Linked DNA regions of Homo sapiens: region 2 is linked to region 1. The links are chromatin contacts, found by Hi-C or POLR2A ChIA-PET in ENCODE. All regions are on one chromosome and are shown on one strand. The core of a region is the stretch at or near the end of the contact, and the rest is flanking DNA. Distances in the headings are between cores, read along the strand shown.

Evidence for each region. Hi-C counts contacts between places; a loop is a spot of excess contacts on that map. ChIA-PET counts read pairs that join two places held with the same protein, here RNA polymerase II (POLR2A). Pooled maps may share reads with other maps.
Region 2: a map of endothelial cell of umbilical vein shows a loop between it and region 1 (6-fold over the local background). The contact joins two enhancer-like sites. A Hi-C loop is called at or near these places in 12 of 168 maps with a recorded cell type or tissue (Right ventricle myocardium inferior, cardiac septum, endothelial cell of umbilical vein and 2 more), 1 of 37 single-sample maps with no recorded cell type and 10 of 50 pooled maps. POLR2A ChIA-PET finds 5 or more read pairs at or near these places in 2 of 52 experiments (CD8-positive, alpha-beta T cell and endothelial cell of umbilical vein).

What each region holds. Positions count from the first base shown.
Region 1 is chr6:169,848,397-169,854,471 of GRCh38, forward strand. No RefSeq gene overlaps it. Among named protein-coding and RNA genes, the nearest start is that of LINC00242, 53 kb to the left of the region's middle. Within about 2 kb of position 3,280, at least 8 of the 41 ENCODE cell types and tissues checked have a DNase peak (open chromatin) inside an H3K27ac peak, as active enhancers do; they include endothelial cell of umbilical vein, where a contact is called at or near this core.
Region 2 is chr6:169,903,434-169,909,656 of GRCh38, forward strand. It overlaps LOC105378149. Among named protein-coding and RNA genes, the nearest start is that of LINC00242, 110 kb to the left of the region's middle. Within about 2 kb of position 2,206, at least 7 of the 41 ENCODE cell types and tissues checked have a DNase peak (open chromatin) inside an H3K27ac peak, as active enhancers do; they include endothelial cell of umbilical vein, where a contact is called at or near this core.

The DNA of each region.
Region 1 (6,075 bases), core at 2,030-4,529:
ATGTTAGTATTTCCCCCAATTTAACAAAAGTAGAAATACCAAGTGGATACAATACAAAAGCTTACAACTTATTATTTTTTTTTTTTTGAGACAGAGTTTCGCTCTTGTGGCCCAGGCTGGAGTGCAATGGCACGATCTCAGCTCATGGCAACCTCCGCCTCCCGGGTTCAAGCAATTCTCCTGCCTTAGCCTCTCTAGTAGCTGGGAATACAGGCATGTGCCACCACACCCGGCTAATTTTGTATTTTTAGTAGAGACGGGGTTTCTCCATGTTGGTAAAGCTGGTCTGGAACTCCTGACCTCAGGCGATCTGCCTGCCTCAGCCTCCCAAAGTACTGGGAAAACAGGCGTGAGCCACTGTGCCCGGCCATTTTGTCTTCTTCATTATTCTCTTCCAGATAAGGTTTCTGGCTGCATGAATACCATTGCCCCCCTTTCACCTCGAAACTCAATCGCATAAACACTTTTGATTCATGTTTAGCCGGTGGTTATTAAGGGATCTAAGTCTTCTTGCCTCACCTTTCATGGAGAATCCCTTCTTGGGCAGAATGAGGCTGGCCTGAGTGCCCATCTTCACAGAACTATTTTGGCCTCTCCTTCCACCACTATCTGGGTGTAGTGAGAACGAAGCTCCGGCTTCTCAGCAATGGTGGTTGGTGTTTAAAAACCTTCAGTTGGTTTCAGGACAGGCACTGCCGGAGCTCCACACGAAGCTCTGCAGCCACGCCCAAGGGCAGCCTGTTCTGTTGGCCACACAGGGCCCTGCGTGTCACTTGTCATGTGTAACAAATCTCCCAAACAGCAGCCGGCAGCACCCCAAACCCACAGGCCCGCTTGGCCACCACATTCAGCAGCTGTTACCTTTGCTCATCAATGGCCGTTCAAACGGCTGCCTATTGATCGTGGGCCTAGAAAGGCACAGCTGAGCTCGTTCAAAGACGTTTGTCACGGAGCCACAGGTTTCCATCTTGACCTTCTTGCCCTGGTTTTCATTCCTCCTTCTCTTCTCCCACATTCCTCCGACTCTCACTTTTGTTTGCAAACCTCTGGCAAAATGCAGCGTCATTCTTTTTAGGTCGTAACAGTCATGGTGGCCGTTGTGCTCCAGCTCTCAGGACACGGGGTCAAGGGCATGGAGGTCCCTTCAGGAGTTGGGGGAGGCTGGCTCTCCGCCTGTCCACGTGGGCAGGTCAAGGGAGTGGAGGTTCCGTCAGGAGTGGCGGGAGGCTGGCTCTCCACCTGTCCACCTGGGCAGATGAAGGGTGCAGAGGCGCCTTAAGGAGCGGTGAGAGGCTGGCTCTCCGCCTGTCCACTTGGGCCGATGCTATCTCCGAGCTGCAGCCTCAAATTGGCTTTGTGCATCTCAAGGCTGGGGAGGAGCCTGCATGGAGGTGCCAGTGTCTGTGCAGGGGCCACGGGATGCTGAGCTCAGGGCTGCTGTCTGCACCCCTTAAATGGAAGAATGGAGTGCTGGGGAAACAGGATGGGCTGTCTTCCTGGAGAAGAAGAACTGGAGACCACAAATCCTGTTAGAAACCACGGACTGTGGACTTTAGAGGCCACACAGCCTCAGTTGCAGGGGTGACAGTAAATCTGCTCTTTTAAAATCCTTTATCTTAAAAATTCTCACGCACATCTAAATGTAAAGAGAGAAGGAGAGCGAATCCATCGTCCAGGCTGAAAAATCAGCCACATCCTGCTACCCTGCCTCCAGCTGTGTCCCCACATGCTTTAAAATAAATCACAGACAACATGTCATCTCTTCCACCTATTTCGTGTCTCTAGCAAATGGGTTCTCTTCTTCACATCACCGCAGTGTAGTCATTTCACCTGACAGTTAGTGATGATTCCCTAATGTCATCCAATACCCAGTCCGTGTTCACTTTCTCTGGTGGCCTCTGAAGGTTTTTTGACCAAGGATGTGCAGCGTGCTTGCGTTGGACTCTGAGCACACCCAGCTGGCCTCCGGACGGCACATCTCTGAAAGTCCTCAGTCTTCAGCCGTTTCCTACCCCTGTGAAGTGCATTTTAACTGAAGACACTGGGTCATTCTTCCTGTAGAATTTTCACTCTGTTTACCTGACGCTTTTCTTGGGCCTTAATGTTGGCATTTCCCCAAATCCCATCCTTGACCGCCTTGTCCCCTGCCTACACTTTCGTCCTGGTTATCACATTTATTCCTAGGACTCTAATTGAGAACTCAATGCTAATGGCTCCCAAGTCTATATATTTTCCCCAGCTCTCTGTCTTGAGATCCAATGGTATCTAAGAGTGCGGGATTTCTCTGCTTAGATAACACATAATAACTCAAACTTAAAATGTCCAATTCTGAGCTCATCCTCCTCTCCTTCAAGCCTGTTCCTTCCCCTGCCCCATACTCCTTGAATGAGGATCTGCTGGTGTTTCAGACACAGCAAGCCCTGCAACCACTGGAGAATGTGCCCATTATGGAACCGACCATTGGTGGGAACCTGGCTAGGGGCTCGTTCCTCTAGGGCGTGTGCCTGTGGGAATGCGAGGAGGGTCACTAGTGCACGTGAGGCCCTGGCAATGGGGAGGAGGCCGGAGAGCCGCCGGGCTGTGTGCAGGAGCTCCAGCTCCACCCATGCCCAGAGCATAGGGCAGGACACAGATGTCGGAGGGAATAGCCCACAGTGGACCCAAGTCCTTTCCAAAGTGCAAGAGAGAAAATACTGTCCGCCGAGACAAGGGTTGCGCACACACCTCTCCAGCGGCTTTGGGACTAAGTTTGCTGTATGCAGATGTGAGTAACTCCAGCCCAGGCTGTTTTGCCTTCTCCCTGGAAGCCTGGAATAACGATACCACCAGAGGTTTGTTTTGCCAGTAGTTCTCCATTTTTATGGTGAAGGACGGGGACCCTGTGCGCATGGAGACTTATCTCTGGGAAGGATGAGGAAGGAGCTCAGTCTTTCTGAATTTTATGGCATAGGTTTCTAAAAACTTTTGCAATAGAAAAATGTGTAGTTATAAAGAATAAAATCTTAAAAAGTAACACTAGGTGACTAAGGTGGAATGTGGACTGACAAATTCATTTGAGGCTTTTTAACTATTCAGTAAAATAAAGCGATGAGGACTCTGTATCAGTTACCTGTTGGTGCTGTAAAAAGTTACCGCACATGCAGTGGCTTAAAACAACACAAACATATTATCTTACGGTTCTGGAGAGCACAAGTCCAGCCTCAGTTTCACTGGGCAAAGTCAAGGTGCTGGTGGGCTGGTTCCTGCTGGAGGCCCCACAGCAGTGTGCGTTTCCTTGTTTTCCAGCTTCCAGGGGCCTGGCCCATTTGTCTTCAAAGCCCGTGGCTCCAGCCTCCGCTTCCGCCACCGTGGGGCCTTCCCTCTGACGCCTCCCTCTTACAGGGACCCTGGTGATTACCCAGTGTAAACTGGGCCCAGGGTAATCCGGGATAATTTCCTGTCTCAAGGTTCTTAACTTAATCTCATTTGCAAAGTCCCTTTTGCCTCACAGGTCACAGAATCCTAGGTTCTGGGGATTAGGATGTGGCCATATCCCGGGGGAGGTTATGACTCAGCTACCACAAACATCACATCAAATTGGCTTGTACGACTGCGTAGATCTTAAATAACAATGGGTCCTTCCTGAGGCTGATTTCCGCTCACTCTCGCTTCTTGTTAGAAACATTTTTGTGTTTCCTTTGCAGCAGCTTTTCCTCCTCATAGCTGTCCTGCGTCTGACATCAGGTTTCCTTGTTTGCAGGCCTGCCCTGCTCCAGGTACTGACCCAGAAAGAGCTTTGGGAGCTCCTTTTGGGGGCTCAGTGCCCTATGACTCAGGAGGTAGCTTCTGGGGCCCTTGCCACCACCCGAAGTCTGTAGGCCCTGCTCCCCGGCTGCCTCCCGCCGGCTCTCGCATGGCCCAGCCCTCCCCTTCCGGGCATCCGCCTCGCCTTGCAGTAGTGAGGCCAGGACAGCCTTGCCCATCTCCCCCTCGCTGCTCAGCAGAGCCTCTGGCTCTTCCTCTGCTGGCCTCAGCTCCCACTTTTCCTCCTGATATTCCTCAAAAGTCACAGAGCTCTAGGACCTCCACAAGCTCTTGCAGGTGGGAAGGAGAGGGACTGGAGTAAATCTGTTCCCACATTCCCAAGGCTGACACATGTGGCAAGGAGGTCACATTCCCTGTGATCCCTGAGTATCTCTGCCATCAGAGCAGGGCCGCTGCCATGAGCCTCTGTGTCTGAGCCACACCCCTGCCTGGGGACTTAGCTACTCTGTAGGCCCTGCTGCTCTGGGCCTAGTTCCCCCGGAGGTGTGAGCCCTCCTAGCATATTCTGCTGACTGATGTTCTTACTCTGCACAGTACCGGCCCTTGTCCATCTCTTCCAAAATGAAGAGAGGCTCCCAGGGAGGAGGACCCCATGGGGGGCTGCTCGGGCTTCTTGAACTCCAAGGTTTAGATGTTATAAAAATATTTCTTGCAGTACACACACAGCCATGTGTGTATATGTGCATGTGCACGTGTGTGGGTGTGTGCATGTGTGTAGATATGTGCACATGCTTGGTTTGTGCATTTGTATATGTGGTGTGTGCATGTGTACCCATGTGTGCATGTATGTCTATCTGCATGTGTGTGGTTTGTGCATATGCATGTGTGTGAAGGTGTGTGCATGTGTGTGTGCATCTGTATGCAGGTGTGTGCATATGTTAGCATGTGTATATACATGTGTGGATTTGTGTGTAGGTGTGTTGGCATGTGTGCACACATGTGTGGATTTGTGTGTAGGTGTGTTGGCATATGTGTACACATGTGTGGATTTGTGTGTAGGTGTGTTGGCATGTGTATACATGTGTGGATTTGTGTGTAGGTGTGTTGGCATGTGTGTATACGTGTGTCCATTTGCGTGTAGGTGTGTTGGCATGCGTGTATACGTGTGTCCATTTGTGTGTAGGTGTGTTGGCATGTGTGTATACGTGTGTCCATTTGTGGCATGCGTGTATATGTGTGTCCATTTGTGTGGTGTGTTGGCATGCATGTATACATGTGTGGATTTGTGTGTAGGTGTGTTGGCATGTGTGTATACATGTGTCCATTTGTGTGTAGGTGTGTTGGCATGTGTGTTGTGCACATGTGTATACATGTGTGCATATGTTGCTTGTGTATGTGTGCATGTGTGTGCACACACGTGCCCTGGAGCATGCACACTTTGTAGGGCAGCTCTGGGACAGCTCCCACACCCCCTGAGCTCGGGCGCGGCTGCTCTTTGCTGGATCTGGGCTCATTGCCCTGTCTGATGGGGCTCTCCAGGATCCCTCCTGCTCCAGGGTTCCTTCTCCCCTTTTTGCATTCTGTCTCTATCCTTCTCTTGGGTCGTGTGTCTGAATGCTAACTACAGAAAGGCCGGCAGTTTCCCTGAGGGAGCCCTCAGTTCCCATGGGAATCAGGCCCTGTGAAGGGATAATTGGAGGAGTGTGTGGGGGAGAGAAGGTTTCAGCACCTCCTCATGGGAAATCCACTCACGTCTCAGCTGCAGTGAGCATGCGCCCCGGCAGCGCTGGGCCCCGTCGGTGTGCTTGGTGTTGGGGTACAACCCCACACATGGATTTGGGCCGTTTTAAGGACCAGCCAGGTCTGCTTTGAACCTGCTCTGATGGGTTGAAAGCAAATGAATAACACGTTGGGCTAAAATCATGTGATTCAGTTTTATGCTTTTAGAATTCGCTTTGTCTACTCTCTATTCTGACCATAGGAATAGGAGATAATGTTGAAAATATTTATGAAATGTAAAGCCCAGGGCGCCATGGATTCGGGCAGTCTGGGTAGCTGCCTGCCCCAGTGACCACAGGGCTGCCCTGGGCCCATGTTGGCTTTGGAAGCAGGTAGTTGTTCAAAGATAAGTAATGGCAATAGGTCAGCTTGTTTAGCTGCCCAGGGGTATGTATTGCTGGGAACTCTTTCTGGGTGATGATGTGGGAAAATGTCATTCACGGCCACGATGAACCTATTCTGAAAGTCATCCAGGTGAGGGTGGCATCGGTGGGGTCCGGTTCTCATCCTGGTGCTGGGACCAGCCCACAGCTGCCTCCCTGGAGCATCCTG
Region 2 (6,223 bases), core at 956-3,455, 54 kb after region 1:
CTGTGAGTGCCTCCCATTCATCCAGGCATCCGTGTCCCACGCAGAGGTCCCCATGACAGTGAGGACTTACGTCTTTTAAACTGCAGTTCCCGTAGTCCCTGGAGCGGTGCCTGGCATGTCGTGGGCTCAATAAATAATCATTGAATAGATGAGTAATTGAATCAATGAAGAGAGAAAATGGCCTAAGCTGAAGCCACATCAGTGTGGCCATGGAGTGAGGGGCAGGGGGAGGTTCTGCCAGCCCTGAACCCTTCTCTTTGCGGGGCAGCCTTCGTACACCACATCTCTTTTGAGTCTGTTTTCCTGGGGGGGTTGATAATTCCTTCAGAACATTACTGGGGGGCACTGTGGAGTGTTAACTTGTGAATGGAAGTGTTTCTTGAGTGGAGCAGCTGGAGGAATTCTGAGATGGCCCATGACTGCCGCCCTGGTGTGCACACACTTCCTCCCAGCTGTTCACCAGGATTCCAGGGCGGCTGGGAGGGCTTGTTATGGGGTTAAGATCCCAAAGCAGTTGACCTTACGGTAGGGAGATAATTGGGGGACCCGGCCTAATCACACGGACCCTCTAAAAACGATTTTCTCCACCTGCAGGCAGGCGGCCTCCAGGAGCTAAGAGTAGGAAGGAGCATAGAGACCTCTGTCCTGCAACTTCCAGAAGAAAATTCCCCCAGCAATTGGGAGCTGAAAAGTGGCCCTCAGCCCATAGAAGTCTCACAGCCCTGGCCGGTGCCATGAATTCAGCCTGCTAAGACCCGAAAGTGAAGTTGCAACATGCCCAGGCCACTGACCTGTGGAAACTGAGCTGAGGGTTGGTGCTACTCTCAGCGCCTGTGCTCATGGAAATTTGTTATTCAGCAACAGGAAATTAGTGCAAATAGAAAAGGCTGCCTCAAACATGGTCATGGACACTGCCATGTTCCAGCCCCAGGAATAAGACACAAATGGTTCTCGTGAGCGCTCGGCCGTCCATCAAAGCAAGCCTTGATTCCACACAGGAGAGAAATCTGATGACTCAGGCCCTGGGGCCTTTTGGGTTCAGGATAATCGTGAGTTTGTTATACTGAATTTCTTAACAGGAATTTAATGAACAAGTTCCCTGTTTTGAATTCCAGTTCCATTTATTAGTCAGGGTGAAGGGAGGCTGCTGTAACAAGGAGCCCCACTACACCGTTGCTTAAAATACAGGCCTGCGCCCACCTCCTCCTGCAGGGGCACCAGGCAGGCGGCCCTCCCCGTCCCCCGTGGCAACTGTCTCCAGGCCGCGCTTGGCAATAGCGGGAAATAAAATGACGAAGGTTACTCCTCCTCCTCCTCAGTGCACCTCTTCCTGGGGATTAAAACAAGGACCTCAGATGTCTACACTACAGACGGTGGGGTTGCCTTGGGCCCTACTCCAATTAGGTCTAGAATGCACTGCATGGTCAGAGTGGGCTGGAGCTGCAGGAGGGGCAGGGCCAGCACCAGCATGCAATTGGTGAGGGGAGGGCTTCAGTGCTGGGCGGGCAGCCTCCTCTGGGACCTGGCTATAGTGGGCCAGCCTGGTGGTGAGTTTGTGTCTGACGTGGGCTCTGCCACCTGCCAAGTGTCTGATCTGAGGACAAGTGGTGCTTTCTGGGCCTCAGTGTCTTCATCTGCAAAACGGGACCGTGAGACCACACCTGACTGCCAGGGTTGTTAGTGGACAGGCCTCAAAAGGTTGCCTGGCACATGCCGGGCGTGCCCTAAACCAGCATCCAGGGCAGTGCCGCTCACCAGAAGCCGCAGGACCTGTGTATGGAGCTAGTTCAGTCGGTGACCTGCTGAAGGAGTGTGGGGCACGGGGGCCGCGGATTCTGAACACACCTCATCCTTACAGTGATGACGGCAGAGTGCCTGCTTATTAGCAGCTTTAGCCAATTTGCAGTTTATCTTGGTGCTCACCCAAACAGGCTGCAAACCGAGACAAACACACTTTGAGGTCATCACCCCATGACTCAGAACATTTTCCTGATGGTTTCCGTGCTGAGGAAAGAAAAAGAAGGCCTTGAAATATTGCCAGTGGAAAAGGTTTGTGTGTGCAGCTGATGGCAGATGGTGGGTTCTGGCAGCCTGGCTGGTAAGCCCCTGGCATCGGGTCTGTGCTGGTCACTCATGTGCCCGGGAAGCCCAGGATGTGGGGGTCTGTGCTGGTCACTCAGCTTCCTGGGAACCCAGGGTGTGAGTGTCTGCGCTGGTCACTCATGTGCCCGGGAAGCCCAGGATGTGAGGGTCTGTGCTGGTCACTCAGTTGCCCTGGAAACCCGGGGTGTGGGGTCTGCACTGGTCACTCAGCTGCCCGGGAAGCCCACGGCATGGGGGTCTGTGCTGGTCACTCTGTTGAAGCTCTTCTTCTTTTCAATTTGGGGGATGTGAGGCTCTGTCCCACCTCCTGGCCTTGTTCTAGTTGTTGACAGAATGGTTAGCTTTGAAAATCAGGCAGAGTACTTTAGGCAACTTCCATGGTAAAAGAGGTTCATTTTCTCCCACACCCCATGGGGCCAATTCCTTTGAAATCTAAAGAGCAGAAGGAGAGAAGGGAAGGGAGCCGTGCTCTGATGCTGCTTGCCGCTGTTTCTCTCATGGGGGACACACTTTTTTCCTTGCTCCAAGACTCACTTTTCATCCCCATTCAGGTTCCGGGAGCTCTCCTAGGTGTTGGAAAAGCCATGGTGAGCACACACTGCTCGCGCCATCCTGGAGAGGAACCTCCAGCCAGAGAAGCCAACATGCGCACGACGCACACACCACAGAGAAGGCACAGATGAGCGCACACAATGCACACACCACACCACGGTGGAGCTGACGGTGGCAGGGAAGGCACAGATGGGCGCACACAATGCACACACCACACCACGGTGGAGCTGACGGTGGCAGGGAAGGCACAGATGGGCGCACACGACGCACACACCACACCACGGTGGAGCTGACGGTGGCAGGGAAGGCACAGATGGGTGCACACAATGCACACACCACACCACGGTTTTGCCCCCTGCACCTTCTATCCTGAGGATGTTGTCAACAGGGCTAACAGACTCTGACTTCCGCACCAATGACTCCTAGTCCCTCAGTGATGAATTTGAATGCTCTGCAGCGGCTCTGTCCAGCTGATTGACCTGGGGTCAGGAAGAAGACAGGCAAGGGCCAGGCTGTGGCCTCGGTGTTGGCAGATGCGTTTCTGGGTGGAAAAGCTGCACAGCAGACACCCCAAGCCGGGAGTCAGGAGTTATTAGGAAGAAGTCCTCTGGGACAGCATGTGGGGGCCTGGCCCGCTGCATTCCCCACCCTCCACAGAGAGGCTTTGGTGTTGTTTCCAAGCCCTGCTCCAAGGTGGCTCTAGAGCCTGCACCTTCAAATGCACCCTGGGCAGACCATACCATCTCTGCGGGTGAGCTGGGCTGTCCCCTCCACTGGGTCAGAGACGCTGTCCTCCCGCAGAGGATGTGCAGGGAAGGAAAGGCTTTGGGAAGGTCCCCCGGTCTGGGCTCAAGCCAGGCCAACCATCCTACAGAGACAGGAAACCTGGAGCTTCCCACAGCAGCCCAAAGTTCCAGGGGAGGGGAGGCAGGGAAGACGTCCAGCCCACATAGCACGCACTTGCACACGCACACACCTGCACACCCACACACACATCCATGTGCACATGTGCACACACTTGCATACCTGTGTACACATGCACATACGCCTGCACAAACACACCCCTGTACACACAGGCACATGCACACACCTGCACACATGAGCACACACCTGCGTACCTGCACACACACACCTGCACACACATGCACACGTGCACACACCTGCACCACACATGCATACACACAGGCACACACATCTACACACACACCTGCACATGCACACACGCACATCTGCCTAAACATGTCCATGCACACGTGTGCACACACACAAACTAAAGGAAACACTGTTCTCTGGCTTCATCTTAGTGGTCTCTGTGTGGCACAGACATGCTTGCACGTGGAGGCTTTGCTGCACAAAGGTGAGAAGGAGACATCTGCCCATGGGGAGACATGAGCTCAGCTGCAGGCCAGGGGCACAGGGCTCAGGGGGATGTGTGCCAGGAAGGATGGCCCGGTCTGGCCTGGGGCTCTTGGAGGTTGAGGGATGTGGACTTTCTTTCAAGGGTAGAGGGGAGGGCCTCTGGGGGCCATGGATCTGGCATGGGGTGATGGGCTCGGACATTTAGATGTGAGTCAGGAGCATCTGCTGTGCAAGATCCCAGCTGAACCCAGGCTGGGCCAGGGCAGCAGGAAGCAGTGGAGGAAGGGGCATGACAGGCTCTCAGAGGGTATTGGCGGGCTTTTCCTTCTCGTGTCTGCCTGATGAAAGACAACGCCATCCTCAGGGGCCTCCTTGACTGAGAGTGGAGGGTGTCTGGCCACCTGGGGGCAAGTGTTCTGGGGTGCAGTGTGTTTGGATGTGAACCTGCTTCCCGACTGGAAGGGGTCAGGGAGTGAGGCTGGGGAGACGGGAGCAGGGGATGGGAACTGGACCTTGTGCAGGACATTAGGAGAAACAGGGGGCAGTGTCTTGGGAGACCCCACCTGGTGCTCAGGGAACACAGTGCAGGGTGCCCCAGGTGCCTTGGGAGATGGAGGACAGAGGATAAGCCGTGGTGGCCACTCTTGAGCCAAGCAGCAAGGGGTGGGGCAGGGCTGGCCATCGCCAGGGGCCCTGGGGACCGGGGCACATTGGACATCTTCTCTGGCCCTGAGTCTGTGCTGAGCAGGGATCTGTAGAGATTGGTTGACTATTGCGCTAAAACTCAGTTTTATGCTCCGAACACTTGGTCAGTTAAACTTCACAATTGCTGTCATTTTTGTAAGCATCGCCTGACTGCAGGAATGCAGCAATCCCACACATGACATGTCCTTCCCAGTCCACCGCAGCTTTCTCGCCGGGAGGGCCATTGCAGATGTGGACACACAGCAAACAGGTCTGAACGCAAGCAATGGAGATGGGACCAAGTCATCTTCTGAGAGGGGAACCTTCCAGAAAGTTGAGGGATCTTCTGAGTTGAAGTCCCCAGGGACTGTGACAGCCCAGAGCAGGTTGCACCCTGGAGGCAACAAGGACTGTGGTCTCAGCCATTGCCAGGTTGCTGACTTGAAAAATGAAGACACTTAGCACATGGTTCTAGTTTCACGCGTATATCTTGATGTGCTTCCACAGGAACAGTCATTTAGGAAATTTTATACTCTAACATTTCACAAACACTGGAACTCCACCCTGGCAAGGGGCCGTGCTCTGCAGGCTGGCAGAGCATGTGTCTGCGCGTCTGTCCAGCCACCCCGTGACCCCACATGGGCTGTGCTCACACTTTCTCTCAAGCGACAATGACCCATTTGTAGAATGATTATCTTTTCCTAAGACTAAAATGTCCCATTTATAAATATAATTGGTCTACTTTTAAGAAAATTTTACCTGGTTTTACTTTAAGAAAGACTCTGGGATTCTGTGTGTCATTACAATAATTGTCTTTATTTTATTTGCAAATATCATATTTGACGCAAAGGAATGCTGTAACACACATGTTTGCACATCGCGATGAAGGCCCCAGGAAACCCTCCCTCTGAGGATAGGACAGGACTGGCACCCCCATGCCTGCCTGCCTGCCTGAGCCCCGCTGGGTCCCACACCAGGGACCCACGCCTGGACTTGGTGCCATGATCTCATTGCTTTAAAAAATGTTTATCACATTTGTGTATTTGCTGAACAACATGTCGTTGTTTTGGTTGGTTTTCAGCTTTGAAAAATGGTATCACACTACCTGTTCTCGTCCAGAGCTTGTCACATTTCATGAGTCACCGATTTAACTCCTCATGGCTGTAGTTTGTTCATCTTCACCACTGTGTACTACTCCACGATGGACCACATCACAGCTCCCTACTTCCTCCTCCTGCCAGTGGACTCTGACGTTGTTCCCAGGACTTTGCCATTGCAAACGGCACTGGAGTCACCTGTTGTTGATTTTCTGCCTGATCATCTGTCTTTTTCTTATTTTGTTTTTTTTTTTAAAATTTTTAATACTTTTATGATGGGCATATTTATACATATTCAAAAGGAAAGAAAACATCACAGTGAATCCCTGGACCAGAGCTGGCTGCGCAATCACCTGCATGTGGACCCTTGTTTTGTCTGTTCCTCTGTCCACTTACCCCTCCTGCCGGGATTATTTTGAACCAATGAA